Regions from separate parts of the Homo sapiens genome. Here region 2 is linked to region 1. A link is a contact called in ENCODE Hi-C or POLR2A ChIA-PET data. All regions are on one chromosome and are shown on one strand. The core of a region is the stretch at or near the end of the contact, and the rest is flanking DNA. Distances in the headings are between cores, read along the strand shown. Region 1 holds the start of TIMM22 (translocase of inner mitochondrial membrane 22). Region 2 holds the start of CYB5D2 (cytochrome b5 domain containing 2).

What was found. Hi-C counts contacts between places; a loop is a spot of excess contacts on that map. ChIA-PET counts read pairs that join two places held with the same protein, here RNA polymerase II (POLR2A). Pooled maps may share reads with other maps.
Region 2: a map of ascending aorta shows a loop between it and region 1 (9-fold over the local background). The contact joins the promoter of CYB5D2 here to the promoter of TIMM22 in region 1. A Hi-C loop is called at or near these places in 1 of 168 maps with a recorded cell type or tissue (ascending aorta) and 7 of 50 pooled maps. POLR2A ChIA-PET finds 5 or more read pairs at or near these places in 1 of 52 experiments (activated B cell).

What each region holds. Positions count from the first base shown.
Region 1 is chr17:994,923-999,963 of GRCh38, reverse strand. It overlaps TIMM22 (translocase of inner mitochondrial membrane 22), which reads right to left and starts at 2,835. Exons shown (of 4, transcript NM_013337.4): 1 at 2,584-2,835; 2 at 989-1,185; 3 at 380-452. The coding sequence starts at 2,821. RefSeq lists an enhancer at 2,122-2,813.
Region 2 is chr17:4,140,885-4,145,925 of GRCh38, reverse strand. It overlaps CYB5D2 (cytochrome b5 domain containing 2), which reads right to left and starts at 2,729. Exons shown (of 4, transcript NM_144611.4): 1 at 1,921-2,729. The coding sequence starts at 2,170. ZZEF1 (zinc finger ZZ-type and EF-hand domain containing 1) reads left to right here and starts at 2,896. Exons shown (of 55, transcript NM_015113.4): 1 at 2,896-3,384. The coding sequence starts at 3,031. RefSeq lists enhancers at 1,881-2,460, 2,031-2,583, 2,611-2,920, 2,584-3,135 and a silencer at 3,001-3,170.

The sequences.
Region 1 (5,041 bases), core at 1,586-4,085:
CGTGCCACTGCACTCCAGCCTGGGCGACAGAGTGAGATTCGGTCTCTTTAAAAAAAAAAAAGTTGTTACAACGGACGGGGGTGCTACTTGCATCTCGTGGGTAGAGGCCAGGGATACTGCTCAACGTCTTAGAATGCACAAAACAGACCCAATCCCGACAAAGATTCGTCTGGTCGAAATGTCAGTAGTGCCAACGATGGGAAACCCTCATCTAGATCCTACAAGTTTCCAAAACCGAGTTACCACAGAAACAAACATGATTTATTTGTCAGAGGGAAGAAGATCAAGTGTCCCTGGAACACTCGTGTGTTTGGAAATGACAACCTCAGCACGTTGTCCAAGGCCACAAAGAAAAAGCATTCGAGAGCCGTTTACTAACCTCTGAAACCAATAGCTCCTCCCGTGATGCAGCCACTGATGACACTGTTCTTCCAGTCTGATGTTCCCCGGTACTGTGGGCAGGGAAGTACACGTTAGAGCCAAAGAAACAAGCCAAGGCAGACCATTAAGGAGGAATACACAGGGTTGCTCGTTAGCTCATTCAGTCCCTACCCAAAGGAAACCTAATCTTTCTTGAAAATATAGTTCCTAAGTATACAGCGTGTATATATATATATATATATATATATATATATATATAGTATGCGTTCATAGATGCTTCCTGCAGGTGGCACCAGAGTGCTGAAACCAAGCCCAGCATTTGGAATGTAATCAAAATTTCTTCAAGGGGCTCTCCAATAAGTCTCGTTTAAAATCATTAGCTAACTTCTAGCCTACAAAAAGTAAAAAATAATGCAAGCCCATACTGTAAACACACACAAAGTCTGCCACAGGGACTATTTTATGGAAGTTCAACCTAGAATGTATCTGATGCTTCTGATTTGCTTTCTAGTAACAACTTTCAAATGACTTTTAAAGAGCAATTTCTCTTTAAAAGTAATGAAATGGTGGCCCCAGCAAGGATTTCTTAGAAGGCAGAGACACTTACAGATTCTATCAAACACTCAGTACAAGAAAACATGGCTCCCACAATGGCGAAATTTTTGGCATAGGACATTCCTCTCTGCCCCATGTCTTTCAGCACTTCTTTTGCAGTCGGTGTACGGTAAGGATCCTTAGGGTCAAAGCCCACGTTGGTATCGATGCCAGCGGTAAACACCCCAAATGCACCTCCTAAGACAAATCCTAGAAGCAAACACAGAGATGAAGGTGTCTTTGGCATGTTTTCTGCATTACTCTATTGGGATCATCCTGGAAGGGACCATGCTTTTGGATGACCACCGGTGCAGAGGACACCCCCCTCTTGCCACTCAAACTCTCCACTTGCCTGGAGACTTGCAATCCAGGGTCTATGTTACTGACATCATCTTCTCCGTCTCTAAGATTTCTTCCTCCTGTCATTCCCTAACATTTCTCAAGATTCCATCTTTAACCCTCTATTCTCTCTACATTCTCTCATATGTAAACCAGCCACCCTCAACTTCAGCTATCAACTTTGCAAATCACTCTCTTGGCCACTGTGACATTCACAGTAATGCTTTACTGAGCACATGCCAGTATGCCACAGCCTCATTCATTCTTCACAATAATCCAGTGAGACAGATGCTATTAGCCTCTCCTTTCTATAAACTGAGGCTCAGAGAGGTTAAGCAACTTCTCCCAAGGCCACACAGCTACCTAATGGCAAATCCCACACTGCTGCCACATCTGTCCTTCCTGAGCCGGCTGGACATGTCCAGATGGATGCCCTCTCATGACCTCATGGTCAATATGAGTTTAATAAAATCATGGGCACCTCCCCTTCAACTTAAGGGAAAAACAGAAGGACAAGTGCAGACTTCGTCTCTCCTTGCTCGGGGCTGTCTAGTCACAATGGTCTTTCAGTTTTTCAAACCTCAAACAACTGCTGCCCTAGAGTCGTCTGCATGTGCATTTCCATATGTCTGCATCCTTCCTCTGCAGTGTTCCTGCTCAACATTCTTCTCCACATAGTATAATACAGGCCCCATGAAGACCAGGCTCTTGTCTCTTTCACCTGGCACGTGATATTGCTTAGGAACAATTTGTTGAAAGAATTATTTAAGAGAATGAATTTAAGGGAATGAACGGATGAATGAAGTCACCCACGTAATAACTTTTTGTTGTTGTTTTTGAGACGGAGTCTCGCTCTGTCGCCCAGGCTGGAGAGCAGTGGCACATCTCGGCTCACTGCAAGCTCCGCCTCCTGGGTTCAAGCGATTCTCCTGCCTCAACCTCCCGAATAGCTGGGACTACAGGCGCCCACCACCACGTCCAGCTAATTTTTTGTATTTTTAGTAGAGACGGGGTTTCACCGTGTTAGCCAGGATGTCATGTAATAACTTTCAGGCCCCAACCACAGCACCGATTCTCTAACCCAATTTTCATCAGGAAAGCCGGCCTGAGGGGGCAGGAGAGGTGACGCCCGATTCACGAACGAGGCGAGGGTGTGGTCAAGGTCAAGGCCCGCAGTCCCTCGCCTCCCAGGCGCGTGGTCTTCTCGGCAGAGATCCCCACTGCCGTCCAGGCCCTCAGCCTCCCAAGGGTCCCATCGCCCGGCCTCACCTCCCACGCAGGCCAGCGCAGCCTTGAAAGCGCAGCTTTCCATCGCCTTCTCGATCATCTTCTGCTCCTCACTCTTGGCTGGACTTGGGATCCCGCCCAGGCTCCCAGGCTCCAGGAGCCGGGGCTGACGCTTGTCACCCACCAGGTACTGCAGGAGCAGGCTGTACTGCAGCGGAGCTTCGGCGGAACCCGCTGTCTCAGGGGCCGAGCCTCCGGCATTGGGGGCGGCCGCCGCCATGACAGTCGCTGCCCAAGCAACCCTCGCGTCCTTCTCCCCGCAGCAGATTCGACAAGCGTCACGTTGCGGGCCCTGAGACTAGCCACTGTGATGCAACGGCAGATTCGCCGCAGGAGGAAGCCGCGGCCGCAACGCTCCTGGTGCGCACACCAGCGAGACCGCTATCATGTTTCCAAAAAGAAAGCCTCTTGTGAAAATGGAATTGGGCTTGGACAGCTTTCCCCATGTCACAGACAAACGAGATTCAGATTCACCAGAAAGCGCCCTCACGGTCGGGGCTGCAGCGCGGTGAGTACCGGGATTTGTAGTTCTAATCCGACACCCAACTACATTTCCCAGGAAGCGTTGCGCGTGCTCTCGCGCCTCGGCCCCGCGCGGGGCTCTTACGAGCTCCTGAGGGGAGCGAGGAGTGGCCGCGCGCTCCGGGGCTGCCGTGCTCCGGATCGCCGGGAGGGGACGCGCGAGCATTGTCGCTGCCCTTTCCACCTCGTGCTGTCATCGGGCGGTGAGGCGTTAAATCCCGTGGTCCCGGAAGGTGCGGTGAGAGGTGGATGCTTTGTAGATAAGCGTGAACTTGTGCTGTAAATGCACGGACCGGGCGCGGGGGCTCACGCCTGTCATCCAGCACTGTGGGAGGCCGAGGCCGGTGGATCACGAGGTCAGGAGTTCGAGACCAGTCTGACAAACATGGTGAAACCCCATCTCTACTAAAAATTAAAAAAATAAAAAATAAAAAAATTAGCTGGGCATGGTGGTGCACGCCTGTATTCTCAGCTACTTAGGAGGCTGAAGCAGGAAACCCCGTCTCTACTAAAAATATAAAAATTAGCCAGGTGGCGGCAGGCGCCTGTAATCTCAGTTACTCGGGAGGCTGAGACAGGAGAATCTCTTAAACCCGGGAGGTGGAGGTTGCAGTGAGCCAAGATCGCACCATCGCACTCCAGCCTGGGCGACAAGAGCAAGACTCCGTCTCAAAAAAAAAAAAAAAAAAAAAAAAATCCTAACTGACAGCATTTGCTGACTTGTGTGGTGTTAATATCCCCATCATGGCTGATTTCAAACTACCAAGCGAGGTCATCAGTCAGAATTGGGAAGACGTACAGCAGCATGTGGTTACATGGTGTTTCTATCACACAGATACAATCTATGGAAATAACCTCAACAGCATAGATAGGAGTACAGTGTAGTAAAATTTTTAGGAGGGGATGAGTTTTGAGCACATATTACCTATTTTTAGTGTAATTTATTATAAATGTATAGAATGTAATTTTTAATAATAACTGTGCTTAACAACCAGCTCAAAAACTCCTGATAATTTGTTGCCTTACTTTTTAAAATTACTCTTTTGAGACAGAGTCTTGCTCTGTCACCCAGGTTGGAGTGCAGTGGTGCAATCTCCGCTCACTGCAACCTGCACCTCCCGGGTTTGAGCGATTCTCCTGCCTCAGCCTCCCGACTAGCTGGGATTACAGGCACATGCCACCATGCCCGGCTAATTTTTGTATTTTTAGTAGAGACAAGGTTTCACCATGTTGGCCAGGCTGGTCTCAAACTCCTGACCTCAGGTGACCCACCCACCTCGGCCTCCCAAAGTGCTTGGATTCCAGGCGTGAGTCACTGCGCCCGGCCAGTTAGGGCCTTTTTGTTATTGTTGTTAAACATTTACCATTATACCACTGCACTGCAAGCATATTTTGGGAACCAAGAACACTTCCTCCTCTTTGAGGAAACCAGAATTGGGGCCTGGAGGCAGAGAAATTGGGAATGGATTTCTGGTCATATCCAGGAAAATCCTAGGGGATGTTGGAGAGAGGTTTTCAGTCCCAAGAATGCTAACACTTTGGCATCATTTTGTACTCCTCGTATGAACAAAACGTGGCCTGGGAACACCTCTGGGCATTTAAGCACACTTTTTGCTAATGGCCTGAAGGCAGTGCCGTAGCAAGCATCTGCCTACTTGGGCCAGGGACTCTCAGAAGATGTTGATCGGAAAAGATTCCTCTGCTGGGCATGGTGGCTCACACCTGTAATCCCAGCACTTTGGGAGGCTGAGGCAGGAAAATTGCTTGAGTCTGGGAAGTTGAGACTGCAGTGAGTCATGATCGTGCCACTGCACTCCAGCATGGACGAGGGAACGAGACCCTGTCTCAAAAAAAAGAAAAAAAAAAGATTAAGTAAACAGTGGTCATTTTATTCAGAGGGCTGAAAAACAATTTCCAT
Region 2 (5,041 bases), core at 1,480-3,979, 3.1 Mb before region 1:
TTGGGAGGCTGAAGTGGAAGGATTGCTTGAGCTTGGGAGGCGGAGGTTGCAGTGAGCCAAGATCATGCCACTGCACGCCAGCCTGGGTGACAGAGGCAGACCCTGTCTCTAAACAACAAAAAACCCCACTGAATTGTATACGTTAAAAGGACTTTACATCACGTGAATTACATCTCAATGAGAAATAAAATACTGAATGAACGAATACGTGGACATAACTGCTTCCCAACTAGACTGTGTGGGCGGTGGGGAGCATGTTGCAGACATCTTGGATTCCACAGCCCCTGACACAAGGTAGGTAGTGGTAAATAAAGATGGTCAATGAATACCAGAACACGGGAGCTCAGTAAACAGCAGAGCACACTGAAAAATAAAAAGCACTCCAGACATCGAAGGTTTTATGCCCACACTTGTGCAAACATCCAACGACAGCTCCCACAGCACGCAGCAGGGCAGCGCAACGAAAACTGCCTTCAACTAGCAGCGACAAAACACCTTGATTCCAGTCCCAGCTCTGCTTCTAACTCACTGTGTACCCCTGAGTAAGTCCCTTCCCCTGCTGGACTATCTCAGGGGATTTGCGAGACCAACTGGACTTCATTCCTTTTCTGTCAACTTTTGTATTTCTTTAGTACTTCCTAGACAGAGGGAAGTGGCTTGTATTTTAAGTGCTAGAGGCAGCTTCCCAATTCCCCTAAGATAATGACAAGTGGAAAATGCTTATTTAATGTCAGCCTAGTAGCTGATCTTAGGCTTGCCCTGCACTTTTTTTTTCTTTTTAAATTTTGGAGGTCAGTCCCGCTGGCTGGCAAGGCAACATCTGTAAAAAAGCACTAGGCTGGCCGGGTGTGGTGGCTCACGCCTGTAATCCCAGCACTTTGGGAGGCCAAGGTGGGCGGATCATAAGGTCAGGAGATCGAGACCATCCTGGCTAACATGGTGAAACCCCGTCTCTACTAAAAATTCAACAAATTAGCCGGGCGTGGTGGTGGGCGCCTGTAGTCCCAGCTATTCGGGAGGCTGAGACAGGAGAATGGCGTGAACCCGGGAGGCAGAGCTTGCAGTGAGCCGAGATCAGGCCACTGCACTCCAGCCTGGGCGACACAGCGAGATTCCATCTTTAAAAAAAAAGCACTAGACTGGTGGTCCGAGTCCATATTCTGTCAGTATTCAGGTGTGAGGGTTTCAGGCAAATCGCATCCTTTAACCCCCTCAGCTGTAACACAGGGACACCAGCATAAACTTAATTTGACAAATGTTTCTTGAGGCCTAACATATGCACAACTTTGGTCTACGTATCAAGGACTGTAAAGGTGACTGGACCCCTTTCCTCTGCCCTAACCTTCTAAGGAAGGCAAACAGGTGCATCTTGTACTAGAAGCAGGAATGACTCAGACCAAATGTACTATATGACGGGCCATAAAGGAATAAAGTATTGATGCATGCTCATAAACCATGGATGAACCTTGAAAACACTATGCTTAGGGGTGGGGGGAAGAAAGATTATTTGGGACCAGGGCATAATGAAGAGATGGTTGGAATTATTAAGGAAACTGTGAGGGTAGGGGCGGGGCGGGATCTCGTTTATCTGTGCCCTAAGAGCCCCCACAAAAGTCCGGCACACAGCCCGTATCCTAGGGCTTCCGACGCTGGGTAATGGGTAACAAGAGACAGAAGACATGTTTCTCCAATGTAAGTCACGCAGGGCGGTGGTGGATGACAGAGCTGGCCCACAGTCCCGCCAGAGCCAGAGAGCCTAGAAGGATAGTGCATGCAGCTCGTCCCGCCCACCGCACGGGTTTGATGGATGTGGGGTGGGGATGGGGGGGGAAATAGATGAATAATGAACCAACGAACGACGCGCAGGTGGCTACTGGCTCGCGCCAGCGGAGAGAAAGGCGTGAGCAGCCTCGCTGATACCTGCGAAGCCGCTATAGTGGGACCCAGGCTCGTAGTGCCTCCGGCCGGAGGACACATCGTAGACACGGCCGAGCAACGCCAAGTACAGGCCCGGGTCCCCTGGGCCGCCGCGGTAGCGAGACAGCTCCTCCGGTATGAAAAGGCGAAAGCCAGCGCGGGGACCCCACCAGCCCATAAGCCGTGCTGCCATTACCGCTGCTGCGGCTACAGCCAGGCCCAACAAAAGCCCACGGCCTCCGCACCTCAACATCTATATAGGCCCACCCGCTCCGCACTTCCGAGGTTGCCGCCTCTATCTACAGCTAAGATGGCCGAGACGCCGAGCGTGACGTCATCGGCGCGCGCGCTCTCGCTCTCTCTCTCGCGCGCTAGTGCTCGCGCTCCCTCCCTTAGTCTCTCTCGTTTTATCTGTATTCCTGGCACTGGCGAAAAGCTCGCTGTCTGCGACTTTTTCCAGGTACTTTTTTTTTTTTTTTCTGAGACAGAGTTTTAGCTCTTGTTGTCCAGGCTGGAGTGCACTGGCGGAATCTCGGCTCACTGCAACCTCCGCCTCCCGGGTTCAAGCGATTCTCCTGCCTCAGCCTCCCAAGTAGCTGGGATTACAGGCACGCGCCCCCACGTCCGGCTAATATTTTGTATTTAGTAGAGACAGGGTTTCACCACGTTGGTCAGGCTGGTCTCGAACTCCTGACCTCAGGTGATCCACCCGTCTCGGCCTCCCAAAGTGCTGGGATTACAGGCGTGAGCCACCGCGCCTGGCCCTTCTCGTACTTCTTGGCTTGCAGGTTGTCAGCCCCAACAAAGATGGCGGCAGCGGAGGCTACGGAATGACGTAGATACTGAGACAGACTCGTCCTCTGGGAAATCAAGGTTGCACCCTTTGAGGCGGCGCTCCCCGCCTAGCTGTCGTGAGTTGGTAGAGGCCGCCTATCTACGTGACGGCGCCTTTGCGACAGCGGTCGTCGCTTGACGGCCAGGAAGCCGGAAGCCGCAGGGGCCGCCGTCGTCTCCTCCGCGTCCCCGCCCGCCAGCTGCTGTCGGAGGTTGACAGGTCGAGGCGGGGAGGCGGCGGCGGCGGCTGCAGAGCCAGGCGCCCAAGACGGAGACCCCATGGGGAACGCTCCGAGTCACAGCAGTGAAGACGAAGCGGCAGCTGCCGGTGGCGAGGGCTGGGGCCCACACCAGGACTGGGCCGCGGTCTCGGGCACGACCCCCGGCCCGGGCGTCGCGGCTCCAGCGCTACCACCCGCCGCGGCGCTGCTGGAGCCGGCCAGGCTGCGAGAGGCTGCTGCAGCGTTGCTGCCCACACCCCCCTGCGAGTCGCTGGTGTCGAGGCATCGCGGCGCGTTGTTTCGCTGGCTGGAAGAGCGGCTGGGCCGCGGCGAAGAGTCTGTCACTCTGGAGCAGTTCCGGGAGCTGCTGGAGGCTCGCGGCGCCGGCTGCTCTAGCGAGCAGTTCGAGGAGGTCAGGGCCGGCAGGCGACTGCGGGGATGGGGCAGGGCGGTCGCCCCCAGGGGACTGAAGGAAGAGGTGGGCATTTGCTTTGGAGAGGCCAGGCGGGGACCCATATGAGGTGTTTCCAGCTTTTCACCAGGCGTTTGCTTCGTTTCTCTTTAACCTATGTTAGAGGTCTGGAAAGTCTGCATCAGGCCGTCCTTGCTCTGAAGAGCTGGACAAGCCCATATGTCTCTCTCTGTATGTTGTAATGCAGACCTTTGTGCAGTTGATTGACGCTACTCTGGAGATCTTCTATCAGATTCTCGAACAGTTTGGAGAGAAAAGAGATGTAAGGATAGGAGGAGTGGCGCTGAGAACCATTTTTTGTATTGTCCTGTCCAGGTTTTTACACAGCACCTTCCCAATTCAGTGTGGGCGCCGAATAAGTGTGGAAAGACAGTAGTAACATGCTGGAAAGGCTCACATTCTAAAACCTATCCTCCTCATGCAAAAACTAGCTTTTCTAAAATACATACTGGTTTGTAGATCCTTAAAGAACCATATATTAGACTCATTTAAACCTTCATAGGATCCGAAACTGATAGGCAAATACCAGGTTTCCTGTGAATACTTGTAATTATGCAGTTCTTCATATAATCACCAAGATCATGTCTGCTAAGTCATTAAGAGAGCAAATTGATTTGGCAACAAAATATTTTCCTTGGAAGGCATTTTGGGAGTTTATTTACTGGGCGCTTCACTTCGAGTTAAGAAGACTGATCCAGGGTTACCCAGTGAATCATTAGTAAAACAGACTATCAACTAGATCTCTTGCTTTTTTTTTTTTTCTTTCTTTCAACTTTTATTTTAAATTCAGGCGTACATGTGCAGGATTTGGATTTGCAGATGTATTACATAGGTAAACGTGTGCCATGGTGGTTTACTCCACACAGCATCCCATCACCCAGGTATTAAGCCCAGCATCCATTAGGTATTCTTCCTGATGCTCTCTCTCCCTCCACCCGCACCCTATTTTTTGTTTTTAATGTCTCACTACCTCCTTCCTGGGATCCTATTTCTTTTAACACCACGGTATGACCAAAAAGGTACTTATTTTGTGAAAATGAGTTAGCCAGTCATGTAGAATCTTCAGTGGCCACGAAGGGTGTGTACATAAAGCAGTAAACCAGCGGGTACTTGCAGTGCCTTTAAAAGGTTCTGTTCACCTTAAAATCAGAGGCTTTTAAAATATTTTAAGAATGTCTTCCTGTACATGGCCAGAATTCAGATAATGTAGTTTGTGTGTTTCTTATGAAAAAAGTACCTTTAAGGCATCCCAACCCTTAAAAATAATAGTCATGGCTGGGCGCAGTGGCTCACGCCTGTAATCCCAGCACTTTGGGAGGCTGAGGCGGGAGGATCATCTGAGGTCAGGAATTCAAGACCAGCCTGGCCAACGTGGTGAAACCCCACCTCTACTAAAAATACAAAAATTAGCTGGGCATGGTGGCGGGTGCCTGTAATCCCAGCTACTTGGGAGGCTGAGGTGGGACAACCGCTTGAACCCAGGAGGCGGAGGTTGCAGTGAGCTGAGATCACGCCACTGCATTCCAGCCTGGGCCTCAGAGCGATACTCTGTCTCAAAAAAAAAAAAAAAAGTCATATTAGTTAGTGAAAGATCTCC